Linked DNA regions of Homo sapiens: region 1 is linked to region 2. Evidence: read pairs that join two places in POLR2A ChIA-PET (ENCODE). Cell type or tissue: Panc1. All regions are shown on one strand. Each heading gives the region's core, and the rest is flanking DNA. Links, peaks and the distances in the headings are about the cores only. Region 1 overlaps LOC124901334 (a long non-coding RNA gene). Region 2 overlaps LOC124901333 (a long non-coding RNA gene).

The links. ChIA-PET counts read pairs that join two places held together with the same protein. Peaks named below come from ENCODE experiments on the same cell type or tissue, not always from the same donor. Only the 100,000 strongest peaks of a DNase experiment are listed, where the experiment ranks them.
Region 1: POLR2A ChIA-PET joins it to region 2 with 12 read pairs; 16 of 35 experiments call an interaction of 5 or more read pairs at or near these places.

The regions. Positions count from the first base shown.
Region 1 is chr6:53,728,870-53,740,786 of GRCh38, forward strand. The region is part of intron 1 of LOC124901334 (a long non-coding RNA gene); the gene reads left to right. It overlaps LOC124901333 (a long non-coding RNA gene), which reads right to left. Exons shown (of 5, transcript XR_007059619.1): 5 at 10,613-11,917. Among named protein-coding and RNA genes, the nearest start is that of LRRC1, 60 kb to the right of the region's middle. RefSeq lists enhancers at 1,365-1,882, 5,334-6,533. In Panc1, for the core only: CTCF peaks have their summits at 6,340 and 6,579; DNase peaks (open chromatin) are centred at 5,832 and 6,302; H3K4me3 peaks cover 362 bases; H3K27ac peaks cover 4,817 bases.
Region 2 is chr6:53,781,459-53,793,375 of GRCh38, forward strand. It overlaps LOC124901333 (a long non-coding RNA gene), which reads right to left. Exons shown (of 5, transcript XR_007059619.1): 2 at 11,825-11,891. Among named protein-coding and RNA genes, the nearest start is that of LRRC1, 7.6 kb to the right of the region's middle. In Panc1, for the core only: no CTCF peak of the experiment used is centred there; no DNase peak of the experiment used is centred there.

The sequences.
Region 1 (11,917 bases), core at 2,861-7,860, 52 kb before region 2:
ATAACCTGTATATTACCCAGTTATTATTTCAGCTTTTCGCCACTGTTTTCTGTAAGGGAGTCCTTTGCTCAAGGGTCTGTAGTTATATTCAGCAAGAACACCTCCCCAGAAGGAGGTTTGTGTGTTGAAGAACAGAGTCCTCAGCACTAGAAATCTCGGAGGGGTTCCTGGCAGCATCCCACAGGCCGCTTGAAATGTGTTTTTTTCTTTCATACTCCAGATCAAGGGTGTCCAATCTTTTGGCTTCCCTGGGCCACATTGGAAGAAGAATTGTCTTGGGCTACACATAAAAGATACTACACTCACGCCTGTAATCCCAGCACTTTGGGAGGCCGAGGCGGGCGTATCACGAAGTCAGGAGATCGAGACCATCCTGGCTAACGTGGTGAAACCCCGTCTCTACTAAAAATGCAAAAAAAATTAGCTGGGCGTGGTGGCGGGCGCCTGTAGTCCCAGCTACTGGGGAGGCCGAGGCAGGAGAATGGCATGAACCTGGGAGGCGGAGCTTGCAGTGAGTCGAGATCGCGCCACTGCACTCCGGCCTGGGCAACAGAGCAAGATTCCGTCTCAAAAACAAAACAAAACAAAACAAAACAAAACAAAACAAAACAAAACAATAAAACCACTACACTAATGATAGCTGATGAGCTAAAAATAAATAAATAAATAAATAATTTCATAATGTTTTAAGAAAGTTTACGAATTTGTGTTGGGCTGCATTCAAAGCCGTCCTGGTCTGCATGTGGCCTGCAGGCCGGGGACTGGACAGGCTTGCTCTAGATATTTTTCCTTACGGTACTGGAGCATTTGGGGAGATCAGGGCTGAGTAAGGCTCTAGGCATTACAGTCCCTCAGGGTTCATATTAAAATAAAATTCTACAATAATGACCCAATGTGGCCCAATACAGCTGACCCACAGTACATTATGAGGTATTTAATCAACTCTCTTTGGCTTAAAGAAAATATTTTTGTTTCTGAGTTTTATCGTGGTTGATAGTGGTGGTGTAGCAATTTGCTTATTTGTTTGCTGGGCTTTTTAATCAATCATGACGATAGAAAGCTGTTGTTGGGGCTTAAGGGAAGAAATGACAACCTAATCTGAAATGTCACCAAAGCCAGCAACTGTGGGGAACCTACCAAATAAAATCTGTTGATAAGATAAAAGGCTATTCGGATTCTGATCTGACAACCTTTTTTTTTTTTCTTTTTTTTCTTTTTTTTTTTTAGATAGGGGCTATGTGATGCGGAAGGTAAGGGAAGGTAGAGAAAAGTGTATAATATCTGCAAAAAGATCATTCCCATTGCCTGTATACACCACTGTTTCGTATGGACTGCATTTTTGCTGGCAAACTGCAAACACTTTCTCCAAACTGCAGACACATTTTGAGTCCCAACAATGTGCATGGTTCACAAAGCAATTTGTAGTCATGGTTTCTTTTACAAAATGATGATGTTTAAGAACATCTTGTAATTAGGTCAAAGGAAAACAGTGTTTATTCTATGAGCTGAGGATAGGCTGCAAGTCTGAGTTCTAATTAACACAGTGGTTGATTCACTAATGCCAAGTGTCTGTTGTTAATGAAGACATGAAAGCAGTCCCGCAGGTAACATTTTGTAAGGGGCTTCTTTACAGCAGCAGTTCACTTGGGCAAACAATGACAGCAATCCACACCCTCATCCAGTCTAATGAAATGCGTAGCTATTTACTGGATTCTTTTTACCTCAAACCCACTTGGGAGAAAATAGAGATTTTTCCCAATAAATGTGTACGGTAAGGCCTTTGGAAATATGCAAGTATTCATAGCTACAAGTATTAAACCATGCACTTTGAGCCAGTACGAATAGCAGCAAGGCTTAAGAGAGAAGGCTTTTTAAAAAATTTTTTTTATTTTTTATTTTTTTTCTAATGCTAGATCACAATGGACTTCATCAGAGCCCTGGAGAGCTAGAGTCAGAATAGGCCAAAGCAGGAACTCTTGCTCCACATTATGCTTTCTTTTTGCAGCATTAAGGCTTTGGCTGAAATGCTAATGATGAAAACAATCTCCTTGGGAACCTGTAGGTTTCCACCTTGTCCCAGGCCTGGAGAGATTAAAATGTTATGACAGTTGTGAAGTCCCTTTCTGGCAAAGCTCCATGATCTTGTGAAAAGTGTCAAAGGAGATGAATGAAAACAAAGAACTTCACCTGACCTCCAAGTGGAAGGCTGAAATAAAAAGTTAACCCTAGTCACTCCACTGTGGCAGAAATGTTACATATTCCTGCTGCCAAAATTCCTCAGTCCACTCTTGAAAACACAACAAACACATTCTCTCTCTCTCTCTCTAACTTCTTTTAGTCTTTCTGCAGAGCATGTTTTCTTTCTGGTGTTTCTTTATATGGGAGACAGGTAAAGGAGAGAAAGGATTGTTTAAGTGGATGAACCAGGCTGTATTTAAGAATTTTAGGCCAGGAAGGATGGCTCATGCCTGTAATCCCAGCATTTTGGGAGGCCGAGGTGGGCGATCGCCTGAGGTCAGGAGTTTGAGACCAGCCTGGCTAACATGGTGAAACCCTGTCTCTACTAAAAATACAAAAAAAGTAGCTGGGCGTGGTGGTGGGCGCCTGTAATGCCAGCTACTTGGGAGGCTGAGGTAGGAGAATCAATTGAACCTGGGAGGCAGAGGTTGCAATGAGCTGAGATCGTGCCATTGCACTCCAGCCTGGGTGACAAAAGCAAAACTCCATCTCAAAAAAAGAATTTTAATCCTCTTGCCAAAGGCATATGTCTAGATATCACATGGCTCTGACATCAGTAAGTTTATTATTTAAAATTTAAGAAAAAAAAATATATATATTTTTAGAAATAGAGATGGGGCCTCGCTATGTTGCCCAGGCTGGTCTTGGACTCCTGGGTGATTCTACTGCCTTGGCTTCCCAAAGTGCTGGGATTACAGATGGGAACCACTGTGACTGGATGATTAGTAAATTTAGACATGAACCCAAACTAAACCCACTCTCAGCTCCTACCTTTCCCTGTTGTCCAGAGCTGCCTGCACTCATTCCTTCCTCCCTTTACTGGCATCTGTTACCTTTCTACTCTTGAAGGAAAGCTTACTTCGCGATAATTTTCCTTCTCCATCTGTTTCTCTTGGCTCTGCAACTCATAAGACAGGATTGGAGAAAATATCACATGGATCACATAGTTTTGCATTTCAGAGACTCTAATGCAGTCATCTGGTGCTAGTCAAAGAATCTCAAAAGATCCACTTCCTCCTGAGTCTTCAATCTTGATGTGAGATAAGGGAAGGTCAAATGTGGTTTCCACTTTTAAAATATGGGTTACTGAGGCTGAAAATCTGAAAAAAGCCAGCTCCAAGCATTTGCTATCTTCACCATTTTTTTTCTCTACTCTCCCTTCAATTACTTTTCCTTCCTTGCTATTTCAATGCAGAATTTTCCGTGAGGAAGTTCCCAGCCCTTCCACCTTCCACCCCTTTAGCAGATCACCAGTAGGTTCCTGTATTGCAACAAGGGATATTTGAAGGTTTTACTTCCTAGCAGTGATAAGCTGGTGGGTGAGGGCCTTCTCAGTTCCCTAGGATCATGCCCCAGCAGAGACTACCTCGAGGTGAATGTGGTCAAGTTTTCCCTGGAAAAGGCAGTCATTCCAAAAGCCTGTTCTGGGACTTGGCTCAGTCACTAGCACAACCTGCAAAGTGTGGATTTTTTTTTTTTTTTTTTTAACAATAGACTGACAACGGTTACTGGTATGAAATTTCTTTCCCTTCATTTGCTTTTCACCTCAGAGTGATTTCTTTTTGCTTTAATCAAGCAGCTACTGTGTTCTTGAAATACAACTTTTTTTTAAAATGCAATTTTTTTTTTCAGATTGTGTCAAAGGATGGAACAAACCTGGAAGAGGTAAAATCTGGGTCCCTGTTTTTTATCTGCCACTTGAGAGCTGTGTGAACTTGAGCAAGTCATATCCATTCCTTCTTCAAACATGAGAGTGCCTGGTATATGCCAGGCACTGGGACACAATGATGAGGAGGCATAGGAAATTGACCCAAGAAATTGGCCATTACACTTGCTCTAAAGATTTGGCCAAGATACCCAAGAGCAGAGAGGAGAAAACCTCTAAGTCTGCTTGGAGGATGGGGAGGATCTTTTATAAAACAGGTAGAAAAACGTTGGCTCTGGTGCTGTGAAATACTTTGTCAACTGCACTAGAACACAGAGCTTTTTAAGAGCACTTTATTGGTTTGAAAATTATACAGTTCATTTGTATTAGTGATGATACTTACAACTTGATCATGCAAATGTGAATTTCAAAGTCTAAAGTTAACAAATATCTCTATCTACCTCCCAAAGAATAGAAAGACTTTAGAACACTCTAAGCCAATAATCTCTTCCATTTTGTTTTAATTCCATCCTATTGTATAATCACAAAATCAATCACTATCATGATGTTGCTGCTTATAATCAAGATCTATTTAGATTTATTTACATTTTACTAATATCCTTGCCTACTATACCTTTCTGCATCTCACTCCTTCCTTTTTTTTTTTTGAGAAAGAGTCTCACTCTGTCACCCAAGCTGGAGTGCAGTGGCACGATCTCGGCTCACTGCAACCTCCACCTCCCGGGTTCAAGCAATTCTTCTGCCTCAGCCTCCCGAGTAGCTGGGACTACAGACGCGCACCACCACGCCCTGCTAATTTTTGTATTTACTTTAGTAGAGATGGGGTTTCACCATATTTGTCAGTCTGGTCTCAAACTCCTGACCTTGTGATCTGCCTGCCTTGGCCTCCCAAAGTGCTGGGATTACAGGCGTGAGCCACCACGCCCGGTTTCACTCCTTCCTTCTGAGTTCAACTTTGTTTTTCCTGAATTGCATCCACTAGTAGGGTCCTTTAGGGGTGTACTCTCAATTATTATTATTTTAATGATGGTTTAGTTGGACTAGAACTTTAGTCAAGATCTATTTAGATTTATTTACATTTTACTAATTTCCTTGCCTACTCTACCTTTCTGCATCTCACTCCTTCCTTCTGAGGTCAGCCTTGTTCTTCCTGAATTGCATCTACTAGTAGGGTCCTTTAGGGGTGCACTCTCAATTGTTATTATTATTTAATGATGGTTTAGTTGGGCATAGAACTTTAGTTTGATAACTATGCATCTCAAAGATATTAGTACACTTACAGTGTTGCTTATATCAATGTAATTATTGTTCATTTTGGTTAACTGACTTTTTGCTTATGAAGATCTTTGTCTTTGACATTTTGTTGTTTCATTACATTTTGTTTTGTTGTTGACACTAGGAATGAACTTATTTTTATTTTTCTTGATCAGGACTTTTTAAACTTTGTGAATCAGACAATTTATGTTTCAAAAATTTTAGACAATTTAGTCATTGCATCTTCAAATTTTGCCTCTTCCTCATTTTTTCCATGTTTTCCTTCTGGAACTTTTACTGGACATCTTTTCATTTTATCCTCTACATCTCTCCCTTTTTATTCATGTTTTTTGTCTCAATCTCTTTGGAATTCATGCTCAGAGCTATCTTCCAGTTTGCTAATGCTTACTCCAGTTGCATATTCCAACTAATGCTATTCCAGCTAATGTTATCTTCCAGCTTCCTTTGCTCTTTCTAATGCGTCAATTAAGTTTTCAGCTTCAATGAATATACTTTTCTTTTCTAAGCACTGTGTTTGTTTATTCCGTCAACTTTGCAGTTGCATTTTTCTCCTTTTTTTTTTTATTGTGTTACGTCTTTAATCATTCTAAAGATACCTGTTTTATTGCCTATGTCTGACTCACCGGAAATTCCTAGGTATCCAGTCATGCTGTTTGTGGTATCTGCTGCCTCTTGCTCCTGGTAGCTTGAGTGTTTCATAAATATAGATTGCGAATTTATCAACACTGAGCCTTTAACTGTGAGGATCCTGTGAGGCCTGGATCGAAGGTGTGATTCTGCAGCAAAGTTTTACAACTGCCTCCGTCGAATGCCCCATGGGTAGAAAACCAGGCTTCATTTTTACATGAATTGCTTGATTGAGAGTTCTTGAGCTATAAAAGATAAGCCCTGAATCCACGTGGGGGCAGGTCTTGATCAGGAACACTCAGGGCAGACTTTCTTTTTCCTCACTCAGAACCCAGACTGAAATAAACAAAATACCTTGTCATCTCCCTGTCAGTGGGTGGATTTATTTAAGGACCTCTCTATTACTGAAAATAGAGTCCTTCAAGAGTCCCCTACTGGTGTTTCAGTTCCAGCTCCCAGCCTTATATATGTGTGGAGCCAGGACCTCATCTGCCATCTCCACGCATGCATTGGCTCTGAGCTAGTGCGATGGCGCCCCCTTCCTGTCTCCCACTTCCCTCCCAGGACAACCGCAGGCTTCCTGTCTCTGTACTGCTCTGGTTTGTGACCTGTTTCAATTTTAGCTCCTGAACATTTCTTGTACTATCTTATAAAGTCAGTGCTTTTAAAAGTATGTTTTGTATATTTTTTTCCAACATTTCTAGATGTTTTATAATGGAGGCTCTACATTTTTCTATATTGTTAGAAATGTAAACTCTTATATATACTTTTACGAATAGATCCCAAAGAAGTTTTTAACTTGGTGAAATCATCTTGTTATGTGAAAATGTGGCCATCATAGCTGGCTAACATGCTAAAGAGGATTAGCCTTGGTGAACATGCTACTAACTCAAAAAGTTATAATAGGGTGCTTGAGATAATACAGGGGAAAGGTAATGCCTTTTGAGGGACTAGATAGTCAAGCAGAATATCGTAAACTGAAGGAATCTTGGAGATTAATGTATTCATTCATTCATTCATTCATTCATTCATTCATCAGTTACCTGATGCATGCCTATGACCCAGAAACTGTTGGGTAACATGCAGTTTCTTCTCATCAAGATCATCTTCTGTAGCACACGGTGAATAATAAACAGATGATTAAGTAACATAGTTATAGACGGTGATAAAAGCTGCACACTTTTAAGATGAAGACTGGGAGGCATCAGCCTCCATGAAGAAGTAACAGTTGAGCTGAACCCTAAATCATGAGAAAGAGTTAGCCATGAGAAGAGGAGGAAGCAGCACCTAGACGGAAAGGCAATGTGATTCGGTTGGCGGGCGGAAAGCACAGGAAACCCCAGTGAGAAACCAGAGCAGACAGAGGGTTCTGAGAACACAGAAACCAGCTTAGCCAGAGTTGGCCCTGGTGGGACTCTGATTATACCTTCTGTATTCTCCAGTCCTCACCCATCACATACCACTAATGCCCTTGACAGCTGTCCTATTCAGCCTTGTCTTTAAGCAAGCTGTTATCTACCACATCAAATACCTCCAAGTGCCCACATGAGCCATAAGAAGACCTAGAACACCTGCTTCTGGGGTATTTTAGACATCTTGCTCCAAATCCATAGAGCCTCTGCAATTAATGAAATTATCTAGGAGTTCTTGCACCTGTTGTTTTTATGTAATTCTGTCTGTGCTCACTCGAATAACTACTAATTATGTTCTAGCATAATAAATAAAAATTTGCTGTTATGGTTTTAGAAAACAAAGAAAGTGCTTGATATTTAAAAAGTGCTTTTTATTAGAAAAATCTCTATACTAAATTGTCAAATTTTCATATCTTTTTGTTATATAGGGAGCTATCTATACAGCCCTGCTCAAGTTGACAAGTATATATACATGTATGTATACATATATGTATTTATACGAGCCTTAAAAGAAGAAAACAAATTTTATTGTCTTCCTTCTAATATTACTGATGAGTAACTGCATCCTCTCAATAGTTTGAAAACTATTGTTTACTTGATTTCACTTTATTTTCATAATAATCATGGGAGGTTAATAGTATTATTTCCCTTCTTTACCAGAAAAGGAAATCAGTTTCCTTTTATGACAATGGTGAAGCAACATAAAATATTACTGAGAATAGATTAAGGATAAAATGTGCATGTTAAGAGTTAAATGTTCGTCTCTGTTCTAAGCCAATAACACCAACATTTGCATCTCAATTTGTGTGAATTGGGTATTTTAAATAGCTATGTAATTTCCTACCATTATTAGTAGAAAAGCTGTTGTGCATGCTTTCTTTTAAAATAAACATGCATTGACCAAAATCTGTTATCGAATACAATATCAAAATCAACATTTCAATTTTTATACATTTTCTTTATCTTATTGTTTTGAAGGCCTTTCTATAGGAAGCCAGAGTCTTGTGAACACTAGGATGAGATAGATTTCTGAGACATTAATCACATCAGATGGAGTTATTTTCATTAATCCTTTGTAGAGCAACTGAAAATAGACCTGGAAATGAGTGTTGAAAATGTAAAGCTTAGACATGAGAAGCATTCAGTAGGAGGAGAGTCCTGGCATAGTTGTGTTTTCCCAGGGCACTGTCTTAATTTAATCTTAGTGCCACAAATGGAGTGGCTCTTTGAAATATTAGGATTTGTCAAGTGACTTTTCTCAGTAATGGTGTTGCCTCTGCCCATCTGTCAAACTCTTTTCAACACATGTTTAAAGGCAAATTAGAACACAAATGCAGAACTGAAAAGCATTCTGATATATGTACATTGCATTTCGGGTGTTGTTTTACTTGCTCTAGTTAAGTCTCTTCAGTTCTTGATGATAACATACTTGGCCCATGCTAGCTGCCTATAAAACACATCAATAGGAAGATAAACTGTTATAGAATCACACACATGTGATTTCTAACCATCCCAATCATTCCTATCCTTCAAAATCCCGGTTATTGCCACATTCCTACTTGACTGTACAAAATTTTTGACAGGTTGTATATCAAGTGCTTTATATGTAACATCCATCAAACCTTTACAATTACCCAGTGAACCTGCTACCTTGATTAACCTTTTTTTTTTTTTTTTTTTTTTTAAACAGATAAGGAAACAGAGGTGTGCAGAAGTTAACTACCTTATCCAAGGCCATACAGTCAGGAAGGAATGGGGCAGGATTTGAACCCAGGCAGTTTCACCCCAGGGCCGGAGTGTTTAGTCACCAATAAATGGAATGTTGTTTGCAGATTACGTGCAGAACATGATGCTGGGCATGTCCTCAGAAATCTCATATTCTAGTCAGGAAGTAAGTCACCAGTCTAGGAGGAGGAGGCAGGATGCAAAGTCCAAAACCCTTTGCCTACTCCTCATGGCCCTTTATTTTGGGATTCAATTTATTTTTCTTACCTAACTGCCTACCACGTACCATTTTCCTGCTTGAACTCTGGACTCATTGTGAGGTGTCTAGAGAAACCCTCACCTTCACAGCTCCATGCCTTTGTTTACTTGATGATAATACGTTCTTCTCCATCCCCTACACAAATCTGCTTTTCTCTAGGTGAATCCTAACTACTCTCCACGAAGCTCTTCTTTCACTTGAACTCATAACATTTCTTCCCTCCTTTTTCAGTAACCATATATGCTAGGTATTATTTCATGTGCTTTACATCTATCCCTGATGCAAGCCTCAAGTTTACCTAGAAGAGGATACTAGGGAGAAAGAATGGAAAATACAGAGGCCTCAAGTCTGGAGTGTACTAAGCATGTACCAAACCATAGGGAGGTCAGCAGCATTTAGGAGATATTTTTTAGCTCCCACTGGGCAAAAATGAGCTATGTGGGTGCTCAAGGCCAGCAATCTATTTCTCCAAGCTGTCTTTGATGGCTCTACACTCAGGCTTGCCTAGTGGAGTGGCTGTCTTAGTCCATTTGGGCTGCTGTAACAACATACTGAAAACTGGGTGGCTTATAAATAACAGAAATTTATTTCTTATAGTTCTAGAGAATGGGAAGACAATGCTCAACCAGTTTGGTGTCTGGTGAGGGCTCACTTTCAGGTTCATGAATGGCACCTTCTCACTGTGTCCTCACATGGTGGAAGGGGAAAGGCAGATGTCAGGGGTCTCTTTTATAAGGGCATTAATCCCATTCAAGAGGCAGAGCCTTCAGTCACTTTCCAAAGACCCTACATCCTAATGCAATTACCTTGGGGGTTAGGATTTCAACATATAAATTTTGGGAGGACACAGACATTGAGACAACAGCAGTGGTTCTTTGGAATCCTATCACTCTAGTTTTTCAATATCATATGTAACAAAAACTGGGCACAGCTATCATCTAGTAACAAAGCCTTGAAATATATAAAACAATATTTTCAGAACTAAAATGAGAAATAGACAAATCCATAATCATAAGGGGAGATTTTGGCACTCCTCTTTTAGTAAAGAATATAAATAGAATGAATAGACCAAAAAATAGTAAAAACATAAGGGTTTGAAGAACATGATTAACAAACTTGATCTAATTGATACACGCATGTTGAAAACTGATACCCAACAAGAGCAGACTAGAATTTTTTTTCAAGTACATGTTCTATAGAATTTTATTTAAAAATTTGACCATATGCTTGACCATAAAGGAAGCCTTAACAAAGATTAAGAAACTGAAATAATATGGAATATGCTTTCTGACCACATATAATTAAACGAGCAATAAATAACAAAAATGCCATACTAAAACCTCCCAGTTTTAGAAGTTAATAATGTACTACTAAATGATTCAATAGGTCAAACCAAAATCACAATAGGAATGAGAAGACATTTTATATTTAATATATTAAAAATGTAACATATCAAAATGGGTGGGCTGAATCCGAGTCTATGATTCAAGGGAAATTTATAGGCTTAAATAAAGCATTAGGGAAATAGAATCATGTAAGTATCCATTTCAAGAAGTTTGAAAAAGAAAAGCAAATTTTAACTCAAAAAAAGTAAATTAGGTAAATTATAAACAACAAACTAGAAACCAATGGAAAAAATACAAATACATGTATAATGAGGTTTAACAAATCCAAAGGTTGTATCTTTTTTTTTAAGAGCCTTAAATTGACAAACATCTGGCCAGTTTGATCAAGAAGAGAGAGTGAGAATGTGCAAATAAATAATTTCAAGAATGAAAACTCATTTAAAAAAATCCTAAGAGGTCTATGTGACTTTTATGTCAGTAATTTTGAAAATTTAGATAAAATAGACAAATTCATAGAGAATCTCAATGTGCCAAAATCAGAGTGTTGGAAATAGAAGGATTTGAATAGTTTTATATCTATTAAAGAAATTGAGTCCATAACTAAAAATTTTCCCATCCTAGATGCTTCCCTAGTGAAGTTTACCAAATATTTAAAGAAGTAATCATATCAAATTTATAAAAACTTTTCCAGAAAGTTAAAAAAGAACAAGTACTTCCCAAATAATTTTGTAAGACCAACATATCCTTGATTCTCAAACCTGACAAGAACATACAAGAAAAAAATAACAAGTCACTGTCTCTTGTGAACATATAAGCAAAAACTCTAAAATAAATAAATAAAAGAATCAAATCCAGTGTTACACAAAAAGAATAATGCATCATGACCAAAGTGGGTTTATTTCAGATATGTAAGATTGTTTTTAGATTAAAAAATCAATATAATTTACTGCAGTAACAGAATTTAAAAATCATATGACCATCTTGATAGATGCAGTAAAAATTTTTTATAAAACTCAAGATTCATTTATTAAAAAAACTCTTGCCTTCACAAAGATCTCTAAATAAACCCCATTAAAAACATCATAGTTAATATTAAGAGCTTTTCCTCTAAAATCAGGAATGAGGCAAGGATGGTTGCTTTTTTTCCACATTATTTTGTAGGTTCTAGCTAGTGCATCAAAGTTAGAAAAAGAAATAAAGAAACCCTATTAGAGGACTGGAAATTAAGAAATGAATCTGTCATTATTCATATATAATTATACACATAGAAAAATCCAAAAGAACTACAGAAAAACTATTACAATTAAAAGAGGAATTAACCAAGGCCACTGAATACATAGTCAATAAACAAAGTCCTGTACTTAGTTTC
Region 2 (11,917 bases), core at 2,622-7,621:
TTTTAAGTCACATATATGAAAATCTCCATTAGATTTTTCAGCAGGAATTTTATAGGCCAAGAGAGAATGAGATGATATATTCAAAGTAGTGAAAGAAAAATACTTGGCAGCCACAAACGTTATACCCAGCAAAGCCATTCATCATAAAAGAAGAAAATAAAATCTTTCATAAACAAGCAAAAACTAATGGAAATCATCACCATTAGACCAATTTTTTAAGAAATACCCAAAGGAGTCTTACATCTGGAAATGAAAAAAACAATCACCACCACCATGAAAACATGAGAAACTATAAAACTCAATGGTAGAGCAGAGACACAAAGGAGAAAGGGAAGGAATAAAAACTCATCACTACAGAAAACTAACCAATAGTAAAAACAAACAGTAGGAAAGGAAGTAAGGAACAAAGGATATACAAAAAAACCCTAGAAAACAATCAATAAAATGACAACATTAAGTCGTCACCTATCAGTAATAACCTTGAATATAAATGGATTAAATTCCTCATTTAAAAGATATAGACTGGCTGAATAATAATAATAAAATAAGACCCAACTATATTCTGCCTAAAAGAAACTCACCTCATCTTTAAGGACAATCACACTGAAAGTGAAGGGCTCAAATAAAAAGTATTTCATAAAAACAGAAACTAAAAGCAAGCAGGAGTAGCTATACTTAGACAAAATAGACTTCAAGTCAAAAGCTGTACAAAGAGACAAGAGAGACATTACATAATAATAAAGGGATCAATTCAGCAAGAGAATATAATAATTGTAAATGTATATGTGCCCCAAACTGGAGCACTCAGATATATAGAGTAAATATTATTAGATCTAAAAGGAGAGATAGACTCCAATACAATAACAGTTGAGAACTTCAACACCCCACTCTCAACATTGGATTGATCATCTAGACAGAAAATGAAGAAAGAAATATTAGATATAAACTGCACCATAGATCAAATGGACCTAATAGATATTTTACTAAACATAGAACATTTTACTCAACAGCTGGTAAATACAAATCTTTTTCATCAGCACGTGGAACATTCTTCAGGACTGACTATGTATTAGAACACAAAACAAATCTCAACAAATTTTTAAAAATTGAAAACATATCTACTATCTTCTCAGACCACAATGGAGTAAAACTAGAAATCAATAACAAGATAAACATTCAAAACTATACAAATACATGGAAATTAAATAACAGGCTCCTGAGTGACCAATGGATAGAGAAATTTAAATATTCCTTGAAGTAAATAAAAATAAAAACACAATATACCAAAACTAGAGGACATGGCAAAAGCAGTATTAAGGGGCAAGTTTATAGCAATAAATGTCTACATCAAAAAACTACAAAGATCTCAAATAAACGACCTAAAGATACATCTCAAAGAACTAGAAAAGAAAGAAGAAACTAAACCCCAAATTAGTAGAAGAAAAGAAATCAGAGAAGGAAATATCAGAGCAGAAATTAATAAAATTGAGACTAAGAAAAAAAGTACAAAAATCACTGAAACAAAAAGTTGCGTTTTTTTTTGGAGAAGATAACCAAAAGCAACAAACTATTAGCTAGAGTAAGAAAAAAGAGAGATGATCCAAATAAATAAAATAAATTAAAAGGAGATGTCACAACAGATACCACAGAAATACAAAGAGTTATTAGAGACTACTATGAACAAATACATGACAATAAATTAAAAAAACCAAAAGAAAATAGATAATTTCCTGGACATAAACAATCTACCAAAATTCAACCAAGAAAAAACAGAAAACTCAAACAGGCTAACAACAAGTAACAAGATTGAGTCAGTAACAGAAAATCTCCCAATAAATAAATGTCAAAGACTGGATGGCTTCACTGCTGAATTCTCCTGAATCTTTAAAGAATTAGTATCAATTCTTGTCGAACTATTTCACAAAATGAAGCAGAGAAAATTTTTCTTAACTTATTTTATGAGGCCAGCAAAACCCTGGTACCAAAAGCAGACAAGGACACAACAAAAAAAGGAAACTATAGGCCAGTATTCCTGATAAACACAGACACAAAAATCCTCAACAAAATACTAGTAAATCCAATCCAAGAACACATCAAAAAGATAATACACCATGGTCAAGTGTTATTTATCTCACGAATACAAGGATGGTTCAATATATGCAAATCATTAAATGTCATACATCTCATCAATAGAATGAAGGACTACTAAAAACCATATGATCATCTCAATAGATGCCGAGAAAGCACTTGATAAAATTCTACATCTGTTTATAATAAAAACTTTCAACCAACTAGGCACAGAAGGAACATACCTCAAAATAATAAAGGCCATATATGACAAACTCACAGCTAACATCATACTGAATAGGGAAAAGCTAAAAGATTTTTTTCCAAGAACTGGAAGAAGACAAGTATGTCCACTTTCACCACACTTATTCTACATAGTATTAGAAGTATTAGCCAGAACAATTAGTCAAGAGAAGGACATAAAAGGCATATAAATTGGAATAGCAGGAAATCAATTTGTTCTTGTTTGCAAATTCCATGATCTTATGTAGAGAAAAACCTAAAGACTCTATCAAAAAACAGAATAAAACAAATTCAGTAAAGTTGCAGGATATGAAATCAATATAAAAAAGCAGCATTTCCATACATGAACAATGAACTAGCTGAAAATAAAATCAAGAATGCAATCCCATTTGTAATAGCTACAAAAAATAAAATATCTAGGAATAAATGTAATCAAGGAGGTGAAAGACTTTTACAAAGAAACTGCAAAACACTGAAGAATGAAATAATGAAGATACAAACAAATGGAAAGACATCTCAAGCTCATGGATTATAAGAATTAATATTGTTACAATGACAATACTACCCAAAGTAAACTACAGATTCAATGCTATCCTTACCAAAATGCCCATGATATTCTTCACAGAAATACAAAAAGAAATCCTAAAATTTGTATGAAACCACAAAAGACTCCAAGTAGCCAAACCAATGCTGAGCAAAACAATGAAACAAATAAACAAGCAAGCCAGCCAGCCAAGTTAGAGGAATCACACTACCAGCCTTCAAAATATCTTACAAAGCGGTAGTAACCAAAACAGCATGATACTGGCATAAAAACAGACACACAGACCAATGAAACAGAATAGATAACTCAGAAATTAATTAATGTATCTATGGCTAACTCATTATTGATGAAGGTGCCAATAAGGCACATTGGGAAAAGGACAGTCTCTTCAATAAATGGTGCTGGAAAAACTGAATATCCATATGCAGAAGATTAAAACTAGATTCCTACATCTCAACCTATAAAAAGTCAACTCAAAATAGACAAAAGACCTAAAAGTAAGATCCAAAACAATAAAACTTCTAGAAGAAAACATAAGAGAAATGCTTCAGGACATTAGTTTAGGAAAAGATTTTATAAATAAGACCTTAATAGTTCAGGCACCAAAAGCAAAAACAAACAAATGGGATTATACTAAAGCACAAAGTGTCTGCACAGGCAAAAACAACAACAATCAACAGAATGAAAAGACAACATACATAATGGGAGAAAATATTTGCAAACCATTCATTTGACAAGGGGATAATATCCAGAATATACAAGGAACTCAAACATCTCAGCAGCAAAAAAAAAAAGTTTAAAATGGACAAATGATCTGAACAGACATTTCTCAAAAGACCTAGAAATGACTAACAAACCATGGTTAAAACTAACAAATATGATGTTAAAAAATGTTCAGCATCACTAGTCATCAGGAATATGCAAATCAAAACCACAATGAGGTATCATCTCACCCCAGTTAGGATGGCTATTATCAAAAAGACAAAAAATAACAAATGCTGGCAAGGATGTGGAGAAAAGGGAACTCTTATACACTGTTGGTGGGAATGTAAATTAGTGCAGCCACTATGGAGAACAGTATGGCGATTCCTCAGAAAACTACAAATTGGACTACCATATGATCCAGCAATCCCACTACTGGGCCTTTATCCAAAGGAAAGGAAATCAGTACGTTGAAAATACATCTGCATGTTTATTGCAGTAGCATTCACAATAGCTAACATAAGGAATCACCCTAGATGTCCAACAACAGATGAATGGATAGAGAAAATGTGGTATTTATATACACAATGGAATACTATTAGGCCATAAAAAGAATAAAATCCTGTCACAGCAACTCCCTCCCTCCCTCCCTCCCTTCCTTCTTTCCTTCCTTCCTTTTCTTCCTTTCTTTCTTGTCGCCCAGAGTGGAGTGCAGTGATGTGATCTCGGCTCACTGCAACCTCTGCCTCTCAGGTTCAAGCAATTCTCTTGCCTCAGCCTCCCAAGTAGCTGGGATTACAGGCACTTACCACCATGTATTTTTAGTAGAGATGGGGTTTCACCTTGTTGGCCAGGCTGGTCTCAAACACCTGACCTCAAGTGATCCACTCATCTCAGCCTCCCAAACTGCTGGGATTACAGGTGTGAGCAATAATATATAGTTTCAAATAGCTAGAAGGAGGATATTGAATGTTCCCAACACAAAGAAATGCTAAATATTTGAGATGATGCATATGCTAATTACCCTGATTTGATCACTATACGTGTATGGAAACACCACTTTATACTCCATAAATATGTACAATTATTGTATCAATTAAAAATTAAGTTTAATTTTTAAAAGGTGAATACAGTTAAACTTAGCTTTGTGCATTAGAAATGTACCCACAAAATTGTATGCAACTTAATTTTTTGGTAAATAAAATTGTTTCAGTTGCATTAAAATAATGATCCATTTAAACCTTTCAGTAAATCTTTTTGGTAAAGCAACAAATCTTAGGACAATAAGAATCATCTCTGCATTGAAATTGGCAATGAGATTAGGTATCTTTATGCTTGATTTTGCTTAAAGCAGGACACATCTGTAGAACTGCCTTCCTACAAATTAATTTGACTTGTCTCAATGATGGATTTATAACAGTATCAGATACTGATATTTCCACCCAAACTCTCTAACTTTTACCTCCTTTAAGGTGCTATAATTAATGAAATGTATTTGTTTATAAGCTTCTCACATATTAATAAAAACTTTACAACAAATTGATGCTCTTTGAAAACATTTCTCCCTTGTATTTTGTGGGAAGAAAACAGCAAATAAAGTAGATTTGTCAGTTGACCCAGTAATAGAAAATAGTATGAATAAATTAGAATTGCAGAGATATCTGATGGTTTCTGAAATAAATGATTGAATGAAACCTAAATATTATACTTTTAAAAATACATGTTGATCTGATCTTCATTGTTTTATTAGTAACATAAATAAACTATCATGGTATGCTTAAACAGTTAAATGTTTTTGTCAGCCTGAAAGTTAATAGTTTTCTTTCTTTCTTTCAAGACAGCATTATTAATAACATATTATTTCAAGTTGACTAGCCCTAAAAGGTATCTTATTCTCCAGTCAAGTTTGCATGAACTTTATGGATAGTGCTAACTTGACTGGAGAAATAGGAGATCTTTCAGGCTTATGTTAGTTAACTGATCAACATACTTTGATCACTAATGGTCTTTGAACTGTTTGAATGACAGTGCTCAGTGGAGTGGTTTCACTCATAGGTATAATTTTTACTAATTACAAAGTAGACCTTGGCCTTCAGTGAAAACAATGTCTATATTGATTTAATTTATATTGTAGGAACTGTAACAATAAAATAAGAGTAACATAAGAAGAGACACGGCTATATGATTTTCTTAAACCTTTTGTGGATGAAGGTGAAAAATAAATGAGGCATCTATGTTTACTTAAATGATTAAAAAGTACATTTTGATCAGATGAGGCAATGTATGCTAATGTACTCTTTTTAAACGATAAAGCATTACACAAATGTAAAGCATTGCCACAACCTGAGCCACCTCTAAGCTTCACCTTCCTGTTTTATCAAAGAAGGAGACCATGAGGCTGAGGCAGAGGCCTGGAAAAAGATGGATTCAGTGGCAGATACCTGGTTTTGATTTGGCTTCTTTGATATAGTCTCTTTCCTACTGAAATACTTTACCGTCTCATATCAACTGATATGATAATTTACATATTGTTTACCTAAACAATGTACTCACATGATAGGCTTTCTTTTGGCTGGTAACTGAGCAAAGAGTATTGACAATGAATAATGCCTAATGTGTTGTGTTCTGCAGTATGGAAAACTTTTTCCACTACATTAACCCATAATCCTCTCAAAAGCCATTTGAGGGTGGCATTTTTCATGCCTTTGTAGAAATAAAGAATATTGGAGTTAAATATGATTAACCCAAGATCTCATCCCTAGTAGTGGCAGATCCAAAAATTCAATGCAAAATCATGAGTTCTTTATACCACCCCACACTACAGGTAGTTTTGGCTCATTTCCACCAAGGCAAAATGCTGTTCAATATTTGACTCATCATGAGAACCTTTATAAGGAGATTGAGAAAAACAGAAAAGCAGAAAACTCAATTTGCTCATTTGTAACTCCTATGAATGGAGGGGTAGATTAAAATCTTAGTAATAAGAAAATTTGGATTGTCCACATACTCTTACAATCTGTGAAGCTATATAAACAAATGATTACAATTTATAAAAAACAACTGAATGGTTACTACATGACCAACTTTCCCACAGATAACAATTACAGTGCTGAACAAAATGCAAAAATCAACTATCTGAAGGTACTGCAGAATGGCCAAAACCAAGCAGCAACTGAAGGAAAATCTATACTAGGAAGAAGAGTGAATTTTCTGCTTTTATGACTTTGACAAGCATACACTAGAGTCTATCACATAGATCAGCTAAAACTCATGTTTAGAGCAATCTGGCTCAATGTATCATACATCAGAGTTGGGGTGACAAAGGCACCTTGAAAGTGAGAAGCGGGAAACCTCAGACAGGATTGAGTGAGAACAGAAGCTCCAGATTCTGCATATAAATCGTCCAAATATTTGACTGACCGCTAAATTATGCATGTGTAGTTCAGCTTTTAAGCAACCTAATTAAGAATAAAATAACTGAACACAAATTTCAGCTGCCATGTACCACAGAGAAAATAAGAGTTTTTTGTTTTATTTCATCCAAGCTAACAGGCTGCTAAAACAAAACAAAACAAAAACACTCTTTGGAGGAATATAACAGAATCCAGAGATTCTATTATTTACAATATCCAGGACATAATCCAAAATTACTAGGTATATGAGGAGACAGAAAAATGTGACCTATACTTAAAAGAAAATGCAATCAAGGCAGAATGACTCTAAGATGACCCAGGTTTCAGAATTTGCCTACAAAGAGTTTAAAGCAGCTATTATAACCTTAATCAAATATGTAAAGGAACATAAACTCTTAATAAATGAACACATAGGAAATCTCAGCAGATAAATGAAACTATATAGAAAAAGAACCAAATGGAAATTTCAGAACTAAAAAATACACCATCTGAAATTGCATTTCTGATGGGCTTAGCAGCAGTTTGAAGATGACAGAAGAACCAGTAAACTTGAAGCTGGAACAGTATATATTATCCAATGTGGAAAACAGAGAGAAAAATATCAGGGAAAAAAGAGGCAGAACCTCAAAAATATGTGGGACAATATCAAGAGGTCTAACATTTTAAAAATTGAAGTATTAAAAGGGAAGAAGAGAATGGGCAAAAAATATGTGAAGAAACAATGGCTGAAAATGTTCTAAATTTGGTGAAAGTTATAAATTTACAGATTCAGGAAGCTCAGTAAACCATAATCAAGATAAATACAGACATATACTAATTAAACTACTAAAAACCAAGAACAGAGAGAAAATCTTAAAAGCAGCCAGAGAAAATGGTATATTACATACAAATTAGGTCCAATTTGAGTTATTGCTGACTTCTCATAAGAAATTAGAAAATTGATTATTTTTAGAGTGCTGAGAAGAAAAAAAAAACCAGCAAACTTGTCAACCCAGAACTGTATACCTACTGAAAATATTTATAAAGAATTAAGGTACAATAAAGACATCTGCAGATAAATCTTTAACAAACTTCCAGGTGAAGAGACATGACATGAGACAGGAATGAAGAGCACTGGAAATAAACGTGTGAGTAAATATAAAAGACAATTTTTTCCTCTTATTTCTTTAAAATACTAAAGAATTTTAAAAGAAAATATGAAAAATTTTGTGTGGGGTTTATAACATATAAATGTAATCTGCATAAAAATTGTAACATAAAGCACCAGATAGTTGACAAACGGACCTAGATAATTGCAGGAATCATATGCAAGGGTTTATATGAATTGGTATATTTACTCTAACTGGACTGTGAAAATTTAAGGATGCATATTATATTCCCTAGAGCAATCACGATAGCTAGAAAGCCAATAGATAAAGTGAGATTATAAAATATATTTATTTACTTAAAAGATGTCAAAAAAGGAGGAACAGAGGAACAAAAATCAGATGGTACACATGGAAAACAAATAATAAAATAATAGATTTAAGTCCAAATCATCTGATAATTATATGAAATGTAAATGGACTAAACATTTCAACCAAAAAGCAAGGGATGGGGACAGAATTTCAACTTAAATAGTAATATGAATCAAAGAGATTTTAGGGTAATTACTTTGGTTCTGATCATAAACATTGCTGACTTCTAAACTAATGTATCCATGTAATTCTGCAGGCTCTCAGGTTTCTCAAATGGTTTGAGTGTAGCCTTCCCTTATAGCACAGATACATAATCTTCAGGAAATATCCATAAACTCAACCTTGGAGAATCATGAGTTGGGATCTGAGTGCTTCTTCTCTGAGAGAGGGCTTTGGGATTCATATACAAATTGACCTATCTTTCTATTATCCAGATTTGTATATCATTAAGATTTAATTTGCTATTTGACCTGTTATCTAAATACCTCAAATAATCTCTTACAGGACAAAAAGTCATCCTCTCTAGATCAAGAAAAAAAAAGCTGTATCACACTACAATAGTACTATGATTTATAAGTTCCTTGATAGCTGCCTTTCTTTCAGTAAGACTGAAAGCCCTGTCTTGTTCTTTTTTGTCTCTCCAGCAAATTAACCCAGTGCCTGGCATGTAGTGAACAAGTAAATATTTATTGAGCAACTAATACAACATGATCCCTAACCCTAGATGTAATTTGCAACTTGTTGGATACATTCACCTGTATACTTTTTAATTTTTAGAATTAATTTTAGTGATATATATATCTTATGTAATAGTTTCTTATTTTAACTATACAGTCTGATGAAAAAAGTATATACCCACATAACTACACCACAATCAAGATATATAATATTTCCATCGCCCACTTCCCCTACAAATTCTCTGTTTTTCATCATCAATCTTTATCACCACAATCCCTCCTACAACCCAACTAACAGGTTCTAGACCACTGATTTAGGTTGTGTCACTTTATATTAGTTTGCATTTTCCAGAATTTTATATACATGGGATCATATAGTATGTACTCATTTGTGTTTGCCTTGTACACAACATAGTTTTTGCGATTTATGCACATTGCTACATGTATTAGTAGCTTGCTCCTTTTAGTTGAATGCTAGTCCATTGTTTCACTATACTACACTGTATCCGTCTGTTGATGAATATTTGGATTGTTTCCAGTTTGGGGCTATTATTAACAAAACTGCTATGCACATTTGTAAACAATCCTTGCTTGGACATATGTTTTCACTTTTTCTTGTGCAGATACCTAGGAGTAGAATGGGTAGATCATTAAGGTAGGCATATGATTACAATAAACTGCCAAATTGTTTTACAAAGTGGTTTTACCATTTTACACTTCCACCAGCAGTGTATGAATTCCAGTTGTTCCATTTTTTTATTTGTTTGAGACAGTGTCCTATGCTGTTGTCCAGGCTGAGTGCAGTGCCCAGCTCACTGCGGCCTCAAACTAACTAGGAGGCTCAAGTGATCCTTCCACCTTAGCCTTCTGAGTAGCTGGGACTACAGGCATATGCCACTATGCCAGGCTAATTTTTTATTTTTTGTAGAGGTGGGTGTCTCCCTATGTTGCCCAGGCTGGTCTTGAACTCCTGGCCTCAAGCGATCCCTCCACCCCATTCCGCCTGGGCCTCCCTAAGTGTTGGAATCAGGTGTCAGCCACTCTGCCGGGCCAAGTTGCTCTATATCTTCAGTAACATTTGGGATTGTCTTTTTTTTTTTTTCTTTAATTTTAAGTCATTCTAGTGGTTAGGCGGTGGTATGTCACATTAAAATTCACATGCCCAAACCTCTGAATCCCCATTTACAAGAATCCCTATCTTACACGCTAACACTTTGGATTTTCACTTAAAAAAATTAATGATATCATGCTCAAAAAATTAATGATAAAGCAACAACAGACCACTAAGTATTTATCATTCTCCTAACTTCAGAGAGTAAGCTTCATGAGGCTAAGACCTATCTTGTTTTTCTTACATTTCTAGTATCTAGCACAATGCCTGGTGCATAGTATGTACCTTTATTAGTTATTTGTTGCTGTGTAATAAATTACTCCAAATCTTAGCAGCTTAAAGCAACAAACATTTACTGTCTCACATAATTTCTGAGGGGCAAGAGTGGGGAGCAGCTTAGCTGAGTGGTCCTGAGTCTGAGGCTATCATGAGGTTTTAGTCAAGCTATCAGCTGGTGCTGCAGTCACTTGAAGGCTTGACAAGGGCTGGAGAACTGGCTTCCAAGATGGCTCACTCACATGACTACTGCCAAGAATCGTCAGTCCCTTGCTAGTTGTTGTCAGCAGTCTGCAATTCTTTGGCATGTGGAGCTCTAGATTTGCTCAACATGGCAGCTGGCTTCCCCAAAGTGAGTGATTCGAGAAAGAAAAAGTTGGTTACATAGACCAACCAGGAGATGGTGGATGTTGTCCCTAACTTCCTGGAGGCTGGCTAATAAAGTGCATAATTAATATTTATTGATTAAAGTAATGTGTGTCTGATACTGTACTAAGCATTTTACATATGTCATTTCATTTAATCCAGATAACAATCCCATGAATCATCCTCATTTGAGATATGATAAAACTGAGGCTTATACAAGTTAAGTAAACTGTCAATTTCTACGAAGCTAGTGGCATAACAAGAGTTCAAACACAGATCTCTTTAGCTCAAAGGCTGTGAAAACATGGTTCACAGTACAAATGAATAAAAGAATTACATTATTCTAAGAATAAAGTGATTTAGGTGGTCTTTTTAAACTTTGTTTAAATTGAGTCAAACTCATTTGTATGTGGCGGAAGAAACTAGATGTTTTATCAGGCGGGAAACCCTAAAATTCTTCAGGTGAGTAAAAAGTTAATTGCTTCCCTATTCTGTAGTTGACAAGGTGTTGTTTCATTTTTTCTCTCTTACTACGCTGTTTCAAATTCTTGGCAGATTATTGGAAACAAGGAAAGTCAAGAATTCTCCCAGTGACTACCCATAGAATTAAATCAACAAAAACTGTTGATCATTGACTGTGCATATGGCACTGTGGCAGCTTCCCAGATCTACAAAGCAAGTGAGACAGTATCTGTTGTTTAAGAGGTCATAATCTCTTTCGGATTAAGGTGATACAAAAATAATAACACAGAGAAGCTGAAGCATCATGGAGAGGCACACAAGGAATGCTTATTGAGGTCTGAATTTTTAAAAGACTGGACACGTCTTTAAAATACATTTGGTGTTCGTTAAAATAATCTAGTGTGATAACCTCTGGAAATCACATTATTTTAAATGGAGGGAACTAGCCTTCTTTAATTTTTTTTTTAAAAAGCAGTTGGAAAACTTGAAGACAGGGACTTACTTACCTTTCCACATGTCTCTGTCAGGAACCAGTTTTCTAGGAAGGGTGGCAGAAATGAGCTTCATATGTTTCTGGAATGCAAGAATGTAGAAAGGGG